Linked DNA regions of Homo sapiens: all the other regions are linked to region 1. A link is a contact called in ENCODE Hi-C or POLR2A ChIA-PET data. All regions are on one chromosome and are shown on one strand. The core of a region is the stretch at or near the end of the contact, and the rest is flanking DNA. Distances in the headings are between cores, read along the strand shown. Region 1 has its middle 170 kb from the start of RHOU. Region 2 overlaps LOC124904539 (a long non-coding RNA gene). Region 3 has its middle 130 kb from the start of RHOU.

Region 1 (3,332 bases), core at 432-2,931:
TGCCTACCACAGTCTGGATAAGGTGAGAACTGGCCAGATCATGGAGAGAACAGCAACCTCAGAACTGCTTTCTGACCCAAATACAACACATAGGGAATGGCTGTGAGACAATTCCCCCTAGGGATATTTGCTGACCATAGAGAACCTATATAAGCGACAGTGGTTATCTGTCTCCATGTATACGATGTCCAGACCCTACTGGTCCCCCAGGATATTTCATCTCAAACAGACATATCCAGCTCAGTGTGTTTCATACTTTCAGCATAGTTTAAAATGTGGGGAAGAATTCCTCCTGGAACTCAAAGGGGATAAATGTTGGGGGATTAGTGAGAATTTCTGAAATTGGGAAAGTTAAAAGTTGGCAAACTCCTTTATTATTCACATTAGGCTTCAACTTAGCAACTTACCAAGATTGCCTTGGGCCTCCATGCCATCCTATTCACTGTGAAGTGAGCATGGCCAATCTGGTTTATTTATTTTTTAGGGGCAGGGAGGGTCTCATTCTGTCATGAGGTTGGAGTGCAGTGGCCCATTCATAGTTGCTGCAGCCTTAACCTCCTGGGCTCAAGTGATCCTCCCACCTCAGCCTCCCTGGTAGTTGGGACCACAGTCATGCACCGCCACGCCTGGGTAATTTTTAAATTTTTTGTAGAGATGGGGTTTTCACTGTGCTGACCAGGCTGTTCTCAAACTCCTGGGCTCAAGTGATCCTCCCACCTCGGCCTCCCAAAGTGCTGAAATTACAGGTGTGAGCCACCAAACCCCGCTCTAAACCATTTTATACTCTGATTCATCAGCATTGAGTTGCACAGAATACAATACACTCTCGCTAGTTTAAGCGGAGAAGAAATATTGAGGGTGTGAAATAGTTTACAGAATCATTGGGAGAGCAGAGGAAACAGATTTGAGGCTAAGCTTCTAGGAATTACATCCAAAGCCACATTGCAGGACTGGTGGCCAAAGTCACCAAAGTCACCACAGTCCCCACAGTCCCCACAGCTCCTGCTGCTCTGAGGAGGCTGCCTGCTGAATCAGGAAGCCGCGACTAGCACTGCAGTCTGCAGAGCTGCGCAGGGAAAGCTGCCTCCAAGGAATCGAAGCACTGTTCCTGTAGCTGCTCACTGCATGGAACAGTGATCTTTCTGCAACAGTCCCACACCTGCAAAACTGGAAGTCTTGTGTCCCGCCTCTTGTTTGGCTTAACTCTGCTCTGAAATCAACCCTTCCAGGAGGGAATTTGCTTGGCAGATACTAATCACATCTGGAGCCTTGGGCCTGGGAAACATAGGGTTTAGCTCTCCAGGCTCTGGGTGAAGGAAAGGAGAGTGTTGGGATAGATAGTGAGGAATCAGCCCAGGGCGCCCACCATTGTCAGTGAGACAGTGGGGAAGAGTTAGCACCCGAAGCCCCCAAGCCCACTGTGGAAAGTGATTTCACCTGCGTGAGGATCACCAGAACAGAGTCTGAAACAGGGCTCCCCAGAGCATGTCGCATCTTCCTCCTCCTTCTTCATATCTTTCTTTTTTTAAACAAAATTTCCTGGGCTTGTGTGGTTCAGTGTTTGGGTTGACTTTTGTTTCAGCTGAACTAGTTGACTTATTCTGGCTTTGTGGCTGCGCCAGTGAAATATGTACATATTTTGCCTGTGTACGGCTATCTTTTCCTGTTTTCCTTCAGGGATTATACATCAGCACAGAGTCCATGGCACTGCTCCAGATAAAACAGCGCGGCAGAATCATCACCACTGGCAGAGCTCTCTGGTTGACTCATGAGGATTGGGAATAAATGACCAAATATAAACAGTGGAGTGGTGCCAACTGAGGCTCCCTTGTAGCAAACGGTCCCCTGTGGCATGTGAAAAAGAGGCCGGGAAAAGCCCAGCTGTGGGCACCATGCCACTGACTGCCGCTAATTTACTGCCATGACTACTCCAGGGCACCCTGATTTCTGCTTTTCAGAAACCTTTTGTGCATTGTTTTTTCCACTATCCCCATTTGGTTGACTAACCTGTAAGGCACTGGCTCCCTCAGCCAGTCAGGGCTTAGGCCTGTTTTGTCACACTGCAAATCCCTCACTGGCTGGTTGGTAGCCGTGAGAGAGGACGCATTGATATTCCTAACCAAGTCTTGCTGGCCTTTAGCTTCCACGTGCTTACCTGCAAAATCCTCAGCTTATCTGGTGTAATCAAGATAAAAAATAAATGATCGATCGACCGATCGATAGATAGATAGATACATACATACATACATATTTAAATGCATAGATGAGATTGGTAGATAGATGATAAATAGATGAAAGATAGAGATAGATATGATAGGATAGGTAGGTAGATAGACAGTCAATAGGTAGGTTGACAGACACACAGAGAGAGACATGTAGATGTCACAGCACCGGCCATTGAAGGAGCCTGAACAACCTCACACATGCACAGCACCAGGCCCCTCTCCTTCTTCTCTGGCTCCTTACAGGATCTTCTGTCCAGAAGCTGCTGGAGGCATCAGTGGTTGCCCTCCATGGTTAGCACCCTGCCGGGGGGTGGGGGACATCTCCTGAAACTGAAGAACCCCCATGGCACTGAATGACACAAACTTCCCTTCTAGTCTCCCAGCCCAGGGTGGCACTGTGTCCTGTGCAAAAGTGAGGAGGATGCCCCTTTTCCCAACTCTGTCACTCTTTCTCATCTGAGCCTTAAAGAGTCGTGGCATACTCTCAGAGTGTAACACAGACCTTCCTGAAAACAACCCACTTTACGCTACCTGTAGTCTCTTTCTCCAAGACACTGGCCACAATCCCAGGGCCACATGTAAGCTCTCAGCCCAGGGTACTGGCCCCCAAATCTTTCTCTATCAGCACTCCTCCCCATCAGCACTGGCCACTCAGCCTGTGGGTGTATATGCATGTGTGTGCTGGGTATTGAGTGTGTGTATGTGCTGTGTTGAGCGTGTGCATGCATGTACATGCAGGGAAGCACAGTGTAGGCTAAGCTGAGACCCCTCATTTACTTAGGTGGGAGGATACTAAGAGATCTAAATACACACATCAATAGCAGGGGCTCTGCAGACACTCAGCAAGCTGGGAGTGGCCACCTGGAGGCTGTGTGGAAGGGGCCCCGAGGAAGAGCTCACCTTAGAAGATAACGCTTAGTCTCTGGTCCCTGCCAAATGACACTGTTACACTCCTAAGTTCCCTGCTCTCCAGGACATATTCTGAATACCAAATAAGACCCATGAGGCATGGTAGCTCAAACCGCAGGTTCCAGCGTGTCAAGTGTGTTTCCAGGACCAGCTGACCCTGCTCCAGTGAGAGGTTACCAAAGGCCTCTCAATATACAG
Region 2 (3,248 bases), core at 530-3,029, 35 kb before region 1:
TTAGGCCTCCTAACCTTCTCTCCCTAAACTGCCATGTCCAGGTGTTACTTGTAAGCTGACCATCAACTGAACCATAGTCATGAGAAAATGTGGATTTATATGTAGATTTGCTTGCAAGAGAAGTTGGGGGACCCCGACCAGGGACCAACAGTTTTGTTCCTGTGCTTCTGCCTGACCTGTGTCCTTGTCCAGTGCCTTGGCTCTCCTTCGTGTCTGCTGCAATCTCACTTAGGCAAAACTGTGGCTCTTTTACGCGGCCCCATTTGGTCTCTGGATGAACTGGGATACGATACTTTCATAGTCACATCCATTAGCAGGGACGGCTGCCTCAGTGACAGGTGTGGGTTGGGGGAAAAGCACACACTTGAGTGGCAGAGCCGGCTACTGCTCCTCCCAGGCACTTGCTCCCTCTTTCCTTCCCTGTCCTCTGCTCTGGAACTTCATAATCCTGAGCCACAATTGTGCACATCAGAGGAGAGATACAGGAACTAACAAAAAAGTGGCCCAGCAGTTTTGTTCCAGAGAATTGAGTTTAGAGCACAACGCCTCACCTGGGCTACCACAGTGCCCTAGAAAGCTGTAGATGGATACAGGATGTGATGGTGAGTTTCATGCATCAGCTTGGCTAGGCTATAGGACCCGGTTATTTAATAAACACTAATGTGGACGTTGCTGTGGAGGTATTTGTGGTGTGGGTCACATGTACAATAAGCTGATTTTCAAGAGATTGCCCCTGATCATGTGGATGGGCCTCATTCCGTTGATCCCCCTAAGAGCAAAAACTGAGGTGTCCCACAGAAGAAATTCTGCCTCAAGACTGCAGCCTCAACTTCTGACTTCAGAGCTGCTACCCCGCTGCTTTGAGGCCGGAGGCCCTGCTGGGCCCAGCCTCCTGTGGCTGAGTGTCATCTATTGTCTCACGCTCAGAAGGACCCCAGCCCCATCCAGAAACCAAACACACCCTGTGGTCAGTCTCAACTCAACCTGCCAACCACCTAGCTGTGATTCTGTCCTTCTCACTATGCTTATTACAAACAGGTGGACCAGGCTATAACTGGGCAAGATCTGCTGATGGCTTACTGCTGACTGAATCAGGCAGGGGTGCCTGCTCTTAAAGGTGTTTCTTTTTAGTGAGATCATGGCCTTGGGTGTGAGGCGAAGGAATAACTAGGGGCTAGGGAGCAGCAGATCCAGGTGTGAGGCCCAGCCCTTATGTTTATTGCCTCTGTCTTCTCACCTGTAAAATGGGTTCACAACAATAAGATTACTCACAGTGTTGCTTTGAGGCTCAAAGAAGGAAAGGTGTGTGAAGCATGTTGAGAACTATGAAGAAAAATACCAAGGTTAATAATTAATTAAAGCATTTTTACCACTTTCCATCGAACTATTGAGAACAACAAAAAACTTTTCCAAACTGTGGCTAAAAGCAAGAGGTCGGTCTCTCCTCTAACGTTTCTTCTTTGATTCCCAGGCTTTTGCATTTAGCCCAAAATAGGCTCCTTGGTGCCCTGCGTTTTAAGTAGGAAGTGACCAAGTCACTGACTTCCCGGAATCTGTCTCTGCCAACACAGGCCATAGAGTCCTTAACAACCCGCCTGTGAACAGTTATTTATAGTGTTCACCTCAGGCGGACACCACTTTTAGGGCAGCAGGGAAATGAGAACATCCGCTAAGGGCGGTTTAGATCGATCTGTTTTGCCCAGCTCTGCTCAGCTGGGAGAAGTCTGCTGTCTGCTCCACAGCCCCTCCACTTCAGAGCAGGTAGTCGTGGCTTGCACTGTGGGCTGTTCCCCCAGCCTCTACACAGCTAGAAGACAACCTCTTCCTGTTCACAGAGCTCTAGAGGGGGACAAGGGAGTGTCAGCCTAGCATCTGTGGAAAAAGAGTTCAGGGAGGCTGCAGTGAGCCATGGGAAAACCTAGGTCTCTTCCCTGCTAGTGTGTGACTTCCAAGACCTCTGGCTTCCCCTCCTAAGTGACGGTGGCATGCTCTGCCTGCGTGTGTCATAGAGATCCTAAAACCTCCCGTGAACAAAGACTGGTACACAGGCGGGTAACAGTGTTGCTATTATTCTTTCTTCAGTAATATGACCCAACACAAGCAAAGAAAGAGACAGGCAGGCTGGCTTCACGGCTAGAGTTGCTGAAGATGACCACCGCAGGAGGGAAAGGAATCACGTTCATGGTTACTTGTCATCAGTGCAGAGTTCCCTCCCAGTGTGTTAGGACAAAAGGGAAGAACCTCTGCAGTTGAGAAGCAAGGCACAGATAAGAATCTTTGGATTTCTTCGGTTAGGTACTAAATGCCTGGAGTGCGGCTTTTTCTGCCAGCAGCTGCGTCCAGTCATTTGTGGTGTTGAGGCCAGGGTAGCGGCCCTGTCCTGGGAGTCGGCCTCAGTCTTTGGCTTTGGCTGTAAGGCACACTGAGAGAAACTAGGCTGCAGGCCGCTCTTCTCTGCCTTAAACCCCTCTGGGTGGGGCAGCTCTCTCGAGAGCAGTCATTACTGCAGCTGTGTGAGCTGCAGGGTGGCTGAGCAGAGGAAAGGGAGGCACGATTGCTCACCCCTTGGGAGGCGGCACAGGTCACAAGAGAGCTTTGGAGTTGTACAAATCTGGGTTCCAATCCTGGATCTCCCTTCTTAGACATTCAGACCACCTCTCTAACCCTCGGTTTCCTCTTCTGTGTAGTGGTGATAATCCTACAGGCCTCAAGATTTTGGGGACACCAAACGAGAGCACAGAAAACCAGTGCAGGGGGGAGGGTGCTGGTGCAGGGTAGTTGGTGAGTGAGCATGACCCTCAGCACCCCTGACTCCACCGTTCACACCTGAGAACGTAGGGCCGGAGATGACTTTGCCAAGACTGAGCACCAAGCAAGAAGCACGGCTGCGGGAAACGCGGCATGCTCAGGCATCCACAGTCTTTAAGCTAAATGACATCTTACTGAGCGCTCCCTTCCACAAGACTCCGTGTTGGGAACTGTGCATGCGAGGGATCTAGGTTGCCTGGGGGAGGTGCTCTCCCCTCACCTTCTTCAGAAAACAACTTCCAGGTTTAGTGTTTAGAGTAATTTTTTTTAAATGTACAAAAAGTGCTTTGGTGTCCAAAAAAATGTGTTGAATTTGAAAAGATTCAGATGGCATCCATAATCTTCATCCCCGCCCTTCCAGCCCCGGGCTTGGTACCTCTGCAGGGCATGCCCAGGGTGGTTGGGGACTGGCACAGGTCTGTGGCCCTGGGGGTTGGGGA
Region 3 (3,165 bases), core at 290-2,789, 42 kb after region 1:
GCATTTGGTGGCAGGTGACACTCACGAGGATCAGAGTCTCAGCCCACTTGGCTCAGGTGCTCCGACCAGCCCCTCTGCTGACCCTGGCTCCGAGCCCTGTGACCTGGCAGTGACTTTCCTCTTCTTAGAAAAAGGAGGAGGGTGGCTAATTGAAAACAAACCAACTGCTTCTCCTCTTTCCTCAGCCCTCAGGAAAAGCATGTAATCATCTCCAGGATTTAGAGATCTTTTTCTTCTAAAGTCAAGGGAAACTTGTTGTTCACTCCAGCCATCTTATTGCTCCTGAATTGTGTGGTCTGAATCCTTGTCTGCTGGAAGCTTTGGACAACACACTGATCAGAGCACTAAGTTTGGAGTCCAAGCCGTGGTTCCCTGTGCCTCAGTTCTCCCACCCAGAAAGCAGTTGATCCCTTGGTCCAAGTGGCAATGATGCCCAACAGAACTTTCTGTGGTGCTATCCAGTATGAAAACACTCGCCACATGTGACTTTGCAGGATGGCTAGTGCAACAGAGGACCTAATCTTTAATTAAATTGACTCATTAATATTTGACTAACTGGACTGCACAGCTGTAAGGTTGAACCTGCTCTGACGTTACATCCCATTCCCACAAGCACACCCTTTGTCTCTCTAATTCTCATAGCCACTTTCTCCACAGAGGGATAACTTGGATTATATAGTCTATGTGAAGCCTTTAAATATGGGACATGGGTCAGAAAGGGCAGAATGCAGTGTCAGAAAGACAGCTTTCTTTGAAAGTAAAAGACAAAACTGAAAATGATGCACTGGGGAGGAGAGCCTTCCGCCCACCCCCTCTTCCCTTTCGTAATCCTGCAGAGACCACACGGTGTTGCAAATCAAAGTCTGCTCTCTGGCCAGATGCAGATAGGAGCAAAACTTTCATCTCTTTTCTTGCTTCTACATAGTGCTCCTTTTTGAACCTAACACCCTCCCAGCCTGCCCCTTGGATCTGTTCTAATAGCAGTGATTGGAGCTGTTGTGCTAGGACAGGTGGCTCCATGAGACAGGAGCTACCACGGTGCAGTGAGGACACCTGGGAGCGCCCAGAGCTCCGGGACACATAGGCTGAGAGCTGTGCTCTGGTGCCCATCATCCCTGCAGGCACTGCCGGCTCGGTCCCACCCAGCCCACCCCAGGGCTGCACAGGGTCCCTGTCCTGGGACACTGGTTTTCTACCCTCAGGCATGTTTGCTGATTCTCCCAGACCCTGGCCAGTATTTTTCTCCCAAAAGCCTTCCTGGCATACCCAGCTGGCACTGCCCTCTCCTTTCTTGGACCCTGCTGTGCAGCAACGTTTCAGAGTCATTCTGCACCTTCAGTTCTGCACTAGAGTCATTCTCCAAATATTTCTGTGCTATCTCAGCTAGATCAGAGCCTCCCTATAAGCAGAGGTTGAGTCATCTATTTCTTTTTTATCCACTTGTGGCACCAAGCTCAGACTTTGCTCTGCACTACTTACTCACCCAGTGCTTACTGACTGATTTATTGACCCAGAACCATGGCGAGAATGCAGTCAAGCTATTACCGTGAACTTCACAATGCAGGCACGTGAGCTAAGGTGACAGGGGTTGAACCCAGATTGCTCGCTGGGGCTTTTGTTCTTGCTCTGACTCTACTACCAGCTCAGGTATCAGAACACGCTACCCTATTCCCAGGGGCCCCTGTTTGGTTCAGACCGCACAGTCCCTGCTTTGCAGGGCTTCAGGGACCACACCAAGGAAGGCCACTGTGAACATCATAAATGGCACGCTGAATGGCACTCATTGTTAGTATAAAGTGCAGGTACGTTCTGTACAGTGAGATTAGACGGGTTACTCAGAGCCAGCAGCCGGGACACACCTGTTCTTTTTCTCTGCATCAAAAATCCCTCTTTTCTCTGCACACATTTCTTCTCTCCCAATTTCCACGAGGTGGCTAAGGGCCTTCCTGGACATTTCTTAGACTTCTTAGAAACTCATCTAGAAACTCCCTGATGGGTTTCTAAAATTATAAATTCACTGGCACTCAGCAAATCTACATTTTACATAAGAGAAAGTCAGCCTAGAATAAAAACTTGCCTTTTAAAAGCCAGCTTTTCTGCCACCACTTCCATCCCTCTAGACTGCTGTCTCTTGCCATAGATTCTCCCTCTGGACCCTTCTGGATGTCTGCCTCACCATGGAGCAGCCCTTGGACCCTCAGGCTGACTGAATGACTCATACCTGGGTCAGCCCTCTTAGAGGGACTGCTCCATGCCACTGCATAAACAGAAGAAAAGGTCGGGCGTGGTGGCTCACACCTGTAATCCCAGCACTTTGGGAGGCTGAGGTGGGTGGATCACGAGGTCAGGAGTTCAAGACCAGATTGGCCAACATGGTGAAACCTCATCTCTACTAAAAATACAAAAATCAGCCAGGTGTAGTGGCATGTGCCTATAATCTCAGCTACTCAGGAGGCTGAGGCAGGAGAATCGCTTGAACCTGGGAGGCAGAGGTTGCAGTGAGCTGACATCGTACCATTGCACTCTAGCCCAGGGGACATAATGAGACTCTGTCCCACACCCCACCCCACCCCCCAAAAAAACCCAAAAAGCAAAAAACAAACAAACAAACAAACAAAAAACAGAAGAAAACACCACAGTGGAAAGGCCTGTGAAAGGAAAATAAAATCTCGGGACTCCAAACTCACTATGCCAAAGGGAAAAGTTAAGCTTGGAAACTGAGTCATGCAAAAACTCCCTTCCTTTTGTTCCAAGACAGCTGTAATTTCGCAGGCTGACTTTCTCTTATGTAAAATGTAGATTTGCTGAGTGCCAGACTAATGCTTAATTGACTCCTCCGCTTTCTTTTCAGGTGTAAAATGTAGATTCACAGAGCCTCACAAGAATTGTAACCACTTGTCTCATTGCCTACCCTCCCTCCTTTTATTTTTCCTTTTTCTTCCCCTCCTGATTGCTCTTTCCCCTTTAAACACTGAGGTTCCCAAAACTCTATCTGGAAAAAGCATAGGATACAGATTCTACTGTGATTTATGTTTCTTTTTCTCTGGTGCCTCCTCAACCTTGGCAAAATAAGCCTCGAAATCAATTGAGATCTGTCTCAGTCACTGTGGTTTACAGACCCAACTCCTGCACTTAGGTAGTCAGGAGAGCCGACAGCACAGATTA

Evidence for each region. A loop is a pair of places that touch in the nucleus more often than their neighbours do. ChIA-PET counts read pairs that join two places held with the same protein, here RNA polymerase II (POLR2A). Pooled maps may share reads with other maps.
Region 2: a loop to region 1 is called in a map of endothelial cell of umbilical vein, with 5 times the contacts of the local background. The contact joins two enhancer-like sites. A Hi-C loop is called at or near these places in 3 of 168 maps with a recorded cell type or tissue (HepG2, aorta and endothelial cell of umbilical vein) and 5 of 50 pooled maps. POLR2A ChIA-PET finds 5 or more read pairs at or near these places in 4 of 52 experiments (HepG2, PC-3, Panc1 and 1 more).
Region 3: a map of ascending aorta shows a loop between it and region 1 (2.0-fold over the local background). The contact joins two enhancer-like sites. A Hi-C loop is called at or near these places in 3 of 168 maps with a recorded cell type or tissue (DLD1, aorta and ascending aorta), 2 of 37 single-sample maps with no recorded cell type and 6 of 50 pooled maps. POLR2A ChIA-PET finds 5 or more read pairs at or near these places in 5 of 52 experiments (A549, IMR-90, MCF 10A and 2 more).

What each region holds. Positions count from the first base shown.
Region 1 is chr1:228,901,665-228,904,996 of GRCh38, reverse strand. No RefSeq gene overlaps it. Among named protein-coding and RNA genes, the nearest start is that of RHOU, 170 kb to the right of the region's middle. RefSeq lists a silencer at 1,621-1,915. Within about 2 kb of position 1,681, at least 16 of the 41 ENCODE cell types and tissues checked have a DNase peak (open chromatin) inside an H3K27ac peak, as active enhancers do; they include ascending aorta, where a contact is called at or near this core.
Region 2 is chr1:228,937,147-228,940,394 of GRCh38, reverse strand. The region is part of intron 2 of LOC124904539 (a long non-coding RNA gene); the gene reads left to right. Among named protein-coding and RNA genes, the nearest start is that of RHOU, 200 kb to the right of the region's middle. Within about 2 kb of position 1,779, at least 17 of the 41 ENCODE cell types and tissues checked have a DNase peak (open chromatin) inside an H3K27ac peak, as active enhancers do.
Region 3 is chr1:228,859,630-228,862,794 of GRCh38, reverse strand. No RefSeq gene overlaps it. Among named protein-coding and RNA genes, the nearest start is that of RHOU, 130 kb to the right of the region's middle. Within about 2 kb of position 1,539, at least 9 of the 41 ENCODE cell types and tissues checked have a DNase peak (open chromatin) inside an H3K27ac peak, as active enhancers do; they include ascending aorta, where a contact is called at or near this core.